Linked DNA regions of Homo sapiens: region 2 is linked to region 1. Evidence: chromatin contacts called from ENCODE Hi-C or POLR2A ChIA-PET data. All regions are on one chromosome and are shown on one strand. Each heading gives the region's core, a stretch centred on a gene start or an enhancer-like site at or near the end of the contact. The rest is flanking DNA. Distances are from core to core; before and after follow the strand shown. Region 1 holds the start of MSRB3 (methionine sulfoxide reductase B3). Region 2 holds the start of LINC02425 (long intergenic non-protein coding RNA 2425).

Region 1 (5,579 bases), core at 1,071-3,570:
CTCCCACACTGGCCTCCCAAAGTGTTGCATTACAGGCATGAGCCACCACACGTGGCCTTAAAATCTATTTTTAATTATTAAATGGCATATGTATTAGAAAAACTGATGAACCTTACTGTTGGGATAGTCTTTGGATATTCTTTTGAGTTGAGCAAAATAGCAAGGATTTCTGACTTAATGGATTAACATCTTAGTTAAAATATTAGAACAAGCACTTTTAAAAACAAAAAGCAGTGTGTTGATTCAAAATCTAAATTACATTGTATGCTGCAACCTTGCCATACAAGCAGTTTAAGCACTGTGACAAAATTCTAGATAAGTAGCAAAGAGCTACTTATCTTAATATAAAAATTTCCAGATATTCATATAGGGCCCTAATAAAAGTCATCAGAAATTAGACTGATATATCAGCTGGGACCGGAATTAAAAGAATATATGTTTAAATGGTCCAAATATAAACTTGATGTTCAAAATTACTGGCAAGGGGCCAGTACAGTGGATTCTGGTCTTCGAAGGCCGTTTCACCACAAGTATTAGGTAAGTCAACACATCACTGAGGAAAAAGAAAGCATACATATGTTTCCTGGCAATAAAATCCACTCTTCACTATCCAGCACAGTATTTTTTAGAAATCCATTGAAAAATGTGAAATTAGAACCTGTTGTATTTCCCAAGAAGTGCTATTAAAGTTACTTCCAAAATATGAATCTATAAAAAACAGGGTTTTTTTGAAAAACAATACTATGCAGAAAGAAACATGAAACTGATATCACTGCTCAAGTTACTATTTACAAATTGCAAATTGAATAAAGTTAAATATTGTAAATATCTGCCATTAATCTGAACTGACAATTTTATAAGTTATATGAACCCTGAAGTTTTTTTATAGACAAAATTGTTTTTGAAAATCGATCTTGCCACCAGCGCTGCAAATGAAAATATGAAGAGATAAACCAGAGAGTACTGAATATAATCTATGCTTCATAGAGTCATGTTTCAACTAATTTATGAGTCCTAGTTTGCCATATCTTATTTGACAATTTAGTCTATTGGTAGAAAAAACAAAAGCAAACTAAAATCTCCTAAGAAATCTCAGCTCTAAGGAATTATAATTTATATTCTTCCATTCCCGATAAAATTAAGAAGCAAGAAGCTTTGACGACTACTCATCACAAACGTAAAAGTCCATGCAATTTCACATTTACCTTTATCCCTACCTTTGTACTTTAAAATAACTGCTTTTTAAAATAATAATCTGATATTAAATTCCCCCCAACAGTTCCCACATGATTCAAGAAGATTATCTTATAAAGTCTTACTGTAACGACTTCATAACTGCCACTTCCGATAGCTATTAGCCCTAAACCAAATAAGGCAGGAACAGCACTTTTCATTCATATAGTTTGACTCGAAATAGCCCAGTGTAAAACTTCAAAAATAGACTTGGATGCCTTTTTCTGCTTAAAAACAAAGCAAAACTGATACCTGGCAAACTCGGGGTTCTGTTCGATTTTGGCCTGTGAAATGCCAGGCGGGCCCGCTGGAGTCTGGCCCAGCAGCGGGGCAGCAGCGCAGGGAGGGCGGGCGGCGGGTGCGCTCCCGGGTGCGCCCCTCCCTGCCGCCTGCCCGCCGCCCCGCACCCCCGTCCTCTCCGAGGCGCGCGGCGAAAAGCGCAGGCCTGGCGGGCCGGTTCCCACGCCTCGGGCCCGTTATCTGAGCGGCAACCCCGGCAGGGTCGACGCACAGAGCAGAGGGCTCCGGGATGGACCCCTCCCCTGCCTCCCGCGGGCTGCCCCGCCAGATCCCTCTCTCCTGGGCCCGCGCGGGGCGAGAGGCTCCCGCGGGTTCAGGTTCGCTCCCGGGACAGGATAAGGTGTCAGTGAGGCTGCCAGACGCCTCCCTTCGGCGGGTGGGGGGAAACCAGCCCTGACCTCCTTCCGTTCGGCCCCTCACCGCTGGCGCGGGGCGCAACCCTTCTGCTCCCCTTCTCGGCTGAGGCAGGGGCTGTCCCCGCAGGTGGCCGAGGGGGCGCAGCAGGCGCAGAATGGAATCCCGGCTCGGGGTCACACCCTAACGTGGCAGGGTCGGGGTGGGAGGGGTGAGGCGAGGAGGAGAGGGGAGGGGAGCCCGAACTTACCGGACTGCGCACTTCCCAGAGCCGCGGCCAGGCAGAGGCAGAGGCAGAGGGAGAGGCAGAGCGAGAGGGGGCGCGGGAGGGTCCGCCGCGGGCTCATGGAAAGGCCAGGCAGCCGCCGCCGGTGTCCGAACCTCGCTCCCTCCCTCCCCGGCTCCGGGCGACGGACGGGGCGGCGGGAGGCATGACGGGAAATTCCTGGGCACGGGCAGCCGAGTCCAAATATGAGCATAGGAGACGAGCGAGGGAGGACCACGGAGCGCGCCGGCCGCGGACGGGGCCCGCTGCCCGGGGCTCGGCGGCCGCCAACTCCCTCCTCCTCTGCCCTGTCCTCTTCCTCCTCCTCCTCCTCCTCTGCACCGTCCTCCTCCTCCTCCTTCTCTGCCCTGCCCTCCTGCTCCTCTCCTCCCCCTCGTCCTCCTCTGCCCCAGGGCTGCCGGCCGCCTTCTGCCTGGGGGCATCCCTTTCCAACTCGGGACCCCAGAACACAGCCAAGCGCCCACCTGGCGTGTTCCACCTGAGACCGCTGAAGGAGTGGGAAACGGACAAACCAACACGAAGAGACCGGACAGCGAGCCAGGGACCTGTGGGAAGACGTGTCAGGGGTTGTTGAGAGCGTTGGTGGTGAGGGGATAAAAAGTTGTGGGAGAGTGAGGCAGGAGCAGGGCTGCCAGTTAGTTACTTGGCCATCCTATACATACAGAACGAGCACTCACTGTAATACGGAGAACCAGCCGCCTGCGTTCCAGGTGAGCGGGCCCTCTCTAGCAGAGGAGGGTGAGTGTGTGTGTGTTCTTGGCCAAAATTGCAAAGGTGCTCGTCCCAAACTTATATTTGAACACCATATATGGAGCCCAGGCAGGCTGGCTGAACAGTAGTTTTTCACAACAAAATGCTTAAGTTTACACCGGTCTTTCTCTCCACCTCCAATCTCTATTCATGTCCACCCCCCAACCCCCTCCACACACTTGTTTTGTATGTACCGTAGCTTGTCTAAAATGAAATGGTGTAATTCATTCAGAAGGTGCCACCTCTGATGAACAAAATGTCAGTCCTAGATGTTTAATTACAGGCCCAAGCCTGTAGTTGCCTAATTTTCCTTGGCACTGATAACTCCTTGGGTAATCAAGTCCAAATGACCCTTAGCTTTTCAAGACAACATAATTATGTCTTAATTACTATAATATATTTTTTCCCTCAAACTAATGGGACAGGACCTGGATATGTAGGGTATTAAGTAGTTACTTACGAACATTTTAAGATGCTAGATGATACAGAAATGATTTATTGATCCAAAATACTTAAGGGGTAAATGTCAAACAGATTTAGAGTGTGGATTATTTCAACGTGAACTAAAGTGATGGTAATTTGTACATCACACTATTTGTTTGAAAATGCTGTATTTGAAAATCAAGAACGTTGTTTCAAATCAAACTCAGTTCTGGCAAACTATTAAAACACATACACCAAAAAACAGTCCATTGCAAGTGGCTCCCCTCAAAACATCTGGTACTGAAAAACACCACATCCTGTGAATTACATATAGCAAATGGGCAAATGTCACCCTTAATGCATTGGCAATTATAATGGGACTAAGGGTAGATGACCCAGATAAAGTAATGGTGAATAAATTGTAATGCAATGAATAAAGGATTTAAATGACACATAACATGACTATTTAATTAGGTACCTAGAACCTAGGTAGTTGGAAATACTGAAGAAGCTCTTCAGTATTCCCTCCGTTTCCTCTTTTTTTATAGCCTTGTGTTACATAAGTGTCTGTTTTTCTACTTCCCCCACAACACTTTGCAAAGTTCTTTGCCCATAGTCCAAATGTTTGTTTAAAAACAAAAATAAAATGGGCACAGCCATTTGTAGAAAGGAATTTAGAAGCTCCCTAAGTGTAAAGCATGTTTCAAAGGATTGCAATAATTATGCCTATATTTAAAATATTTTAGTGAAGAACCTTACATACAAAAATATAGAATTATAAAAAATGCAATATCATTACAACCCAATTCATGTTAGTAAAAATAGAGAGTTCATTGTATCAACATAGCTGACATCACTGTCAGCAATGCCAACCACTATTCTAAAGGCTTGAATAAATATGCTAAGAGTGGCAGAAAAGAACTAAAGTTACTAAGTGCATGATAAGTGCCAGACACTGTGCTAGATGTTTTTTATAACTGATATCTCATTTAATTCTTACAAATATCTCTGAGATTATTTTTATCCCTATTTTACAGCTAAGGAGACTGAGGCATAGGTAAGTAATATGCTACCAGGAAGAAGTGAAGTAGTATTAGAATTAAATCCTCATTCTAAAGTGCATATATACTTTTACCATACTAATCTGTCTTATTTTCTCTACATTAAAAAAAAGTGGCATTCAAAAACTGTATTCATTGGGCGCTTTTGGTTTTAAGTAACTGGTATGCACTCAGGTTACCTCAAGTAACCAAGGTAAAGAATACATGTGGAAATAAGACCAGAGGCTTACCTGGCTTGTCAGATCATCCTTTGTAGGCATGGTGGGCGGGGCCTGTGCCTTTGAAAGCTAGGGGAATGGGAAAGGTACTACCCCCTTGACCACATTCCTATAAGTTTTGTAGTTTAACCATTGATATTTTAATCATGTATTTTACAATGCTTTTTAAATGTCTTCTTTATTATAGCCTTAATAACAATCATGTTACCATATTCCATTCAACATTGATTTTAAGGGTAAAGACCCAGAGGAGGTAGCTGCTTCTGCCTGCTTCCTACACCATCCCTCCCCCAACCCAGTGGTGTGCTGGTAAACATTTAACAACCAGATCTGGATGAAAGGGCTAGGGGCCCTGATCTACAGTATTAACCAATTCACATGGTACAAATACTCCCACCAACCAGATGTCTCTGAAGGCAGGGTTGGGAAGGGATCCACACAACCAGTTTTTGGGGCCGTAGAGCCAGCTCTGGCATACCACAGCTGCAACTCATGAAATGTCTTCAGAACACACAATAATTCAAGTTGTGTAACCACAGCTCTTTGTCTCTCTGCCTGTATTTCCACTTCTGTTCCCACAACCAGGTGCCAACTCTCTCCATATATCTCATAACCAAATGCCCCAGGGGGGAGAATCTGATTCTATCACCATTCTTATATTGAGTCTGTCTCACAAGCCACTGGCCGCCCCCGATCCAGGTGCTAGTTCTTCAGTTGTGGCTAAGATGGGAAGGTCACATGCCAACAGAACATGGCCACCCATCCTAAATAAACAGACTGTGTTGCTGTCTTTTTATAGGGCTGTGCTTGGGGCAGCCTCTTTCAAAAAGAATAGGTAAACATGAAAGGCATCTAAGCTGTAACCTGCCCAAGGTGCTATTCTCAGCTCTTTAATAAAATCTCCTCAGACACTGCACAAAGCCTTGGGACAGCCCCCACTTCACATATACCAAG
Region 2 (5,579 bases), core at 1,099-3,598, 750 kb before region 1:
AGTAAGATATTTATGTGAAAATGCCTAGCACAGAGTTAGTATTAACATGCTGTTCCCTGAGCTTTTTTTAAAAAAACTAGATTCTTGGCTGGGCATGGTGGCTTATGCTTGTAATCCCAGAGCTTTGGGAGGCTGAGGCAGGAGGATCACTTGAGCCCTGGAGTTCAAAGCTGCCGTGAGCTAAGATTGCACCATTGTACTCTAGCATAGGTGACAGAGCAAGACTTTGTGTCTAAAAAAAAAAAAGAAAACCCAGAAAAGGATTCTTCCACAGTATCCTTTAATAAACTCATCTGGTGATGAATGGGTTCCAGCTAGAGTCTGCAACTTCTTATACATTGCCAAAATTGATTTTTCTACAGTTTAATCACATTTATTTTGAATGATTCTCATAGAAACGGTAAAACATCTGATCATCACTCTTCTTATACTACTCCATCAATGTCAAAGCCATCTGGCCATCTGTAAGCCTTTTCTTCTTTTGACTCATTTAAAACTTTTTTGATATGTCTATCAGTTTTCACATATGACTCAACGTACATTAACTGCTATTTTCTTGAGGCTTTTTATGTGTGAAAACTGGGAGATTATAGTAGTTTCCTACCTGAGAAACTTGCCATTGACTTTTATTTCCCATTCAAAAATGAATATTTATTTCTCCATTGCTCTCCATCAGTTAAGAATGTGTTTGTGTGAAAATACCTCAGGAAAACAAAGATTGCTTCACAAAATTCAGAATGTTAATTTATCCCAGTGGGCTACTGCTATTGGAAAGTTATCAGCCATATCATCAGAACCAAAGGTTTTAAAAGAAGTAATTTTATATCAAGAACGTATGAGTGTTACCTTATCCTTCCCTTTAATCTTGTTTTCATCTTAAAAGTAGAGTTTTCCAAAACCTACTGTCTTCTGGGCATAAATCAGAATTTTCCTGAGCCTTCCTTCCTGATGTGCACCTAGAATTCAGATCCTCATGAATCAGCAGCCACCTCATAATGTGAATGCTCAAGAACAGAATGAGGAACAATGTTCTCCCAGGTCTGGTCTGAATTTGGGAGGGCTGACTTGCCTAATTTTAGAGGTGTTGTGCCCAAGAGGAATGGAGGCCGGGTTTCCTTGCTTCTTTACCAATCTACTTATCGGTTTCCTGTTCAACTCCCTTCCTTTGCTTAGTAGGTTTCTAGGTATTCTCATTTATTAATGTTAAAAATACCTTTTCAGATGAATTACTCATTTACACATCCAAATTAAGGTTTTCATTTCCCAGTTTTATCACAGCTGGCATAATGAACCATGTCAAGTTTTTAAACTATATTGTGACAACATTTAAACTCGTTATGCTTTGCCTGTGGATGTAATTAAGACAGTGTGTTTGGTATCAGTTTATTCTTAAAAAGCAAAGTAAAAGCAGATGAGGTGTATTTATAGACTCATCAGCCAATGAATGGATGAAAGAGAAAAAGAAATTAATGGGGAAATGTCAGCCAGAATAGAGGAGGGACCCACTGAGAAGTTCATTTCCAGACCAACTATTTGGAATTTAGTCCAAAGACAGCTGTCCCTTGATTTACAGTAGGGGAAAAAAATGACATTGTAAGACTATTGGGCCTCAAGTTAAGAAGCAGGCAAAGAGTAACATACTTCAAATAAACTTCTGCAGTTGGGATGGGGGCCCAAGCACAATGCTTACAGTCAGGACCCTATCTGGAGGTGCATGCCTTCCTACAAAGAGTGGGGCTTAGAAAAATCTGGGAAAGAAGGAAAATCTGTAGGAAACATAGAAGATTTGGAACTTGGTCCTGGCCACTTGAAAGCTGTTTTGATTTGAAGCCAAAGCCCCTAGGGAGTGGGGGGATAGCGGGGGTAGAGTGAAGGGGGAAGTAAAGAAAAGTGTAGAAGATAAAATTGTAGTATAAAACCCCAACCCAGGGAATTCAGTTTCGAGAACCAACAAAGAAGAAAAATGAATTGCAAAGCTTAAGGGATACAGATTCATTTCTTTGTGCTTTCTTGAGAGCTTGGGTAGTACATTTCTTTTATTGTAAAATGAAACACAAAAGTTTTCCGACATTCTGGGGCATGCGTCTAACATTAGACACAGGTGAGGCAGAATAAATCTGCATTGTCTTGAGTACATGTAAAAAGGCAGCATGAGGGGAGGAAATATGGTTGTTTTGGCATCCTGTTTTTAACCACCCATATTTCAGAGTCTGGGCGAAATGATTTGGGCACAAGCAAAGTCCTGTGGTCTGCAACACTTCAGCTAGGGTGAAGGGGGAGCAGAGGGGAAATGGCTTCACCAGTTCTCTTCCCCAAAACATCTAAAGGAATGTTCATTATGACTTTTAGAAGAAATTCCTTTGGATTTTCATGGGGGAGCAACCAAGAAGAGTTCTTCAGAAACTCAGATTTAAAAATTCCTTTTCTAGAGAATTAAAATATATTAATAACAGGTAAGTTTAATTCAGAAAAAAATATATTCTCTGGGAATTCATAAAGCAATATTTCTTTTGTTTGATATAGGTACTTGTCTCTAGATCCTAATGTACCTGCATTTCTGAGCCATAGTTTTCCTTCTCCATATATCCCTAACCTCTTTTTCTCCTTCCTCTTCCTCAGTGAATTTGACTCATGTAGTTTGTTGATGTGTGTGATTGTGGGCTCTTGGTTTAACTCTCTCTTTAGAGACGGAGAATAAGATAATATAGGAAAGGAAAAAGAAGAAAAGAAGGGAGGGAAGGAAGGAAAAGAGGAAGGGAGGAAAGAAGGGAAGAAAGAAAGGGAGGAGGGAGGGAAGAGATGGAGAGGAAGGAAGGGAGAAGGAAAGGAGAGGGGAAGGAAGGAAGAAAAAGGATCAAGACATAACAAATCCATTCGCTTCAATCATGTAATCAAACCATTCCTATTTCTGAACACTCCCTCAGCTGTGGCACATCTGGAGATACTGAGGAAATGAGTTTACAGAGCTTTGAGCTTTGTTTCTGCTGAGTTGGCTGTTCTGTTATATAGATAATGTGTGTGTGTGTATGTGTGTGTGTGTGTGTGTGTGTGTGTGTGTGATGTACATTTAATTCACAAAACAGTTACCTGACCATCCAGATCACTTTATAGTTTAGACTCAAGCTTCTCAAACTATCTGTGGCAAAGGACCAGTTTTTAAGTGTCCAATCAGCCACAAACTGGTGTTTTAATCAAATGTAACAAAAATGTATTTCTAGAAAAATTAAATTTAAAAACACCCCAAATCGTACAAAATGCAAGCCTCTCATATTTAATATCAGATTCAAAAGACAGGCCAGGCACAGTGGCTCACGCCTGTAATCCCAGCACTTTGGGAGGCCGAGGCAGGTGGATCACCTGAGGTCAGGAGTTCAAGACCAGCCTGACCAATATGGTGAAACCCCATCTCCAGTAAAAATACAAAAATTAGCCAGGCGTGAGGGTGTCTGCCTGTAGTCCCAGCTACTCAGAAGGCTGGGACAGGAGAATCACTTGAACCTGGGAGGCCGAGGTTGCAGTGGGCAGAGATCATGCCACTGTACTCTGGCCTGGGTGACAGAGCAAGACTGCATCTCAAAAAAAAAAAAAAAAAAAAAAAAGACAAAAAAATTTCATGTCAGATGACTAGAAAAGTTTCTAAGTGCTCACTCACAGTTTTGCTCAACTCATTGCAGTGTGGTGCCAATCCACCCAGGGCCAGCACTGTCCAGGGAACACCGTTTGCATAGTACCAGTGTAGACTATAAAGAAAAGGTCTCTAAACAAAAGGAAAGGGATAACAGTTTATATTTTTTAAGTTCAAAGTTATTAACTTACTATTGATGTACAGACAACAAGATAAATTCCAGTATTTTTCAAATAATTTCTTTTAAAGAAAACATTTAATTGCCTGGACAGTGTTGATTTTTAAAAAATCACTGAAGTGTTTGCTTAAGTAAAATAAACTATATACATGGATTATCTCTGTTATCATATGGGCCCTATTTGTATTCAAGCACTGGAAGAATGAATTGATTTTAACACAAATAGTTTTAAGAATGAAACCGTTTCTAAAATGTAAATAAGGGTATGGTATTCTGAAATGCATATTCAGCTGGTTGACATGACATACACATTCTTGCATGCCATGTTATTTTTTTTTCAGCTCATCTTTCTTTACTTAAATGTAATGAATTAATGTAGACTATTGCCTAATTTAATGTTGACTGAAGTAGTTTGAATTCACATATTGGGTTGAAATGGCCAGGAATATTGTAGAGCACTGAAAAGACTCTAAGTGAATTGCATGTTTTCATCTTAAACCATAAGACTTTTACCAATTCCCACTGATCTCAAGTTGCCCTAACGAACTTTCCACACAGAGGCTAATAGAATTTATGTCCCTAAAAGCAGTAAGTTAAAGAAATGAAAGCTTAAGTCATAAAGAAATTCCCTGGCTATAAATTTATTATTTGTGAGAAAGAATTTATTTTTTAACAAAAAAAAAATGCAGAGCAGAGCTATTGCATATCATCCCCACATGGAACAGGTGGTGAAAGGACTGTTGGGTTATGGAAATCATATTATTGTTATCATATGTTTTCCTTAGCTGCGGCTATCACAGAGAACCTTTTGGGGAGGGTATTATTTACAATGCTCTATTGTTTAACATCTCATGTTAGGATTCTGTTTCAATAGTAGTTTATCACCATCACATATATTTTTTTCTTTCTAGATTTGACTTTAGATAAATGTCACACTCCAGTAAAGAGACTTTAAGAATTACTCAGTAATCAAACCATGTGAATTCAATGGTCTGCACGCTTGGAATCTTAAGAAACTGCTGAGTAAGTAAATTCTGGGTAGTGAATATGGAAAGCATTCACATACATAAACATGTAATTAAAAAATGGAACTAACATCCATTGAAGAGCAATAAACTGACATGAATTGGCTTTATTGTGGCCAGCGAGAGGAGCTGGCTCTCTGATGGCTGAATTAGAGGCTGGGACAGAATGTGAGAGATTAGTAGGGGACCTTTTTGGGTGGCATGTAGCATCCAGGTGCACAAAGGTTTGGTGTTGGTGTGTGACTTTGGACACCTTGGGATGCTGAAACTTCTTAAAAGTTGGGTGCAGCACACCAACATGGCACATGTATACATATGTAACAAACCTGCACGTTGTGCACACGTACCCTAAAACTTAAAGTATAATAATAATAAAATTTTTTAAAAAGTTGACCTATTTAAATTGTTTGCCTCCCAATGGGACCCTTCCAGTGTTCCTAGATGATAGAAACCATCCAGTTTTGTCAAAACACATGCATAAATCTAAAGGGTTCTGTGCTCTGTGAGAGGCAGTTTTGTGGAGAAGACAATCATTCTCTCTGTCTCTCAGTTGGATCTGTTTTGGACCCCAGGGGGTGAGTTGCCATCTTTTGGCACATTCTGGGTCTCTGTACACTGTTTCTGCTCCCATTCTTGCACTTGTTAATATATAGCCCCCAGCTGGTTGCTATCTAAGTGCCACTCACAATCCATATTTCCACAGTGATGACATTGGCTGCCTCGGTTTTAGGAACTGCCAGAAATAGCCACT

Evidence for each region. A loop is a pair of places that touch in the nucleus more often than their neighbours do. ChIA-PET counts read pairs that join two places held with the same protein, here RNA polymerase II (POLR2A). Pooled maps may share reads with other maps.
Region 2: a map of ascending aorta shows a loop between it and region 1 (2.7-fold over the local background). The contact joins the promoter of LINC02425 here to the promoter of MSRB3 in region 1. A Hi-C loop is called at or near these places in 1 of 168 maps with a recorded cell type or tissue (ascending aorta) and 5 of 50 pooled maps. POLR2A ChIA-PET finds 5 or more read pairs at or near these places in 2 of 52 experiments (Panc1 and WTC11).

What each region holds. Positions count from the first base shown.
Region 1 is chr12:65,275,424-65,281,002 of GRCh38, reverse strand. MSRB3 (methionine sulfoxide reductase B3) reads right to left here and starts at 2,320. Exons shown (of 7, transcript NM_001031679.3): 1 at 2,138-2,320. RefSeq lists silencers at 1,571-1,880, 1,981-2,110.
Region 2 is chr12:66,027,835-66,033,413 of GRCh38, reverse strand. It overlaps LINC02425 (long intergenic non-protein coding RNA 2425), which reads left to right and starts at 2,348. Exons shown (of 3, transcript NR_146530.1): 1 at 2,348-2,453; 2 at 4,715-4,826; 3 at 5,532-5,579.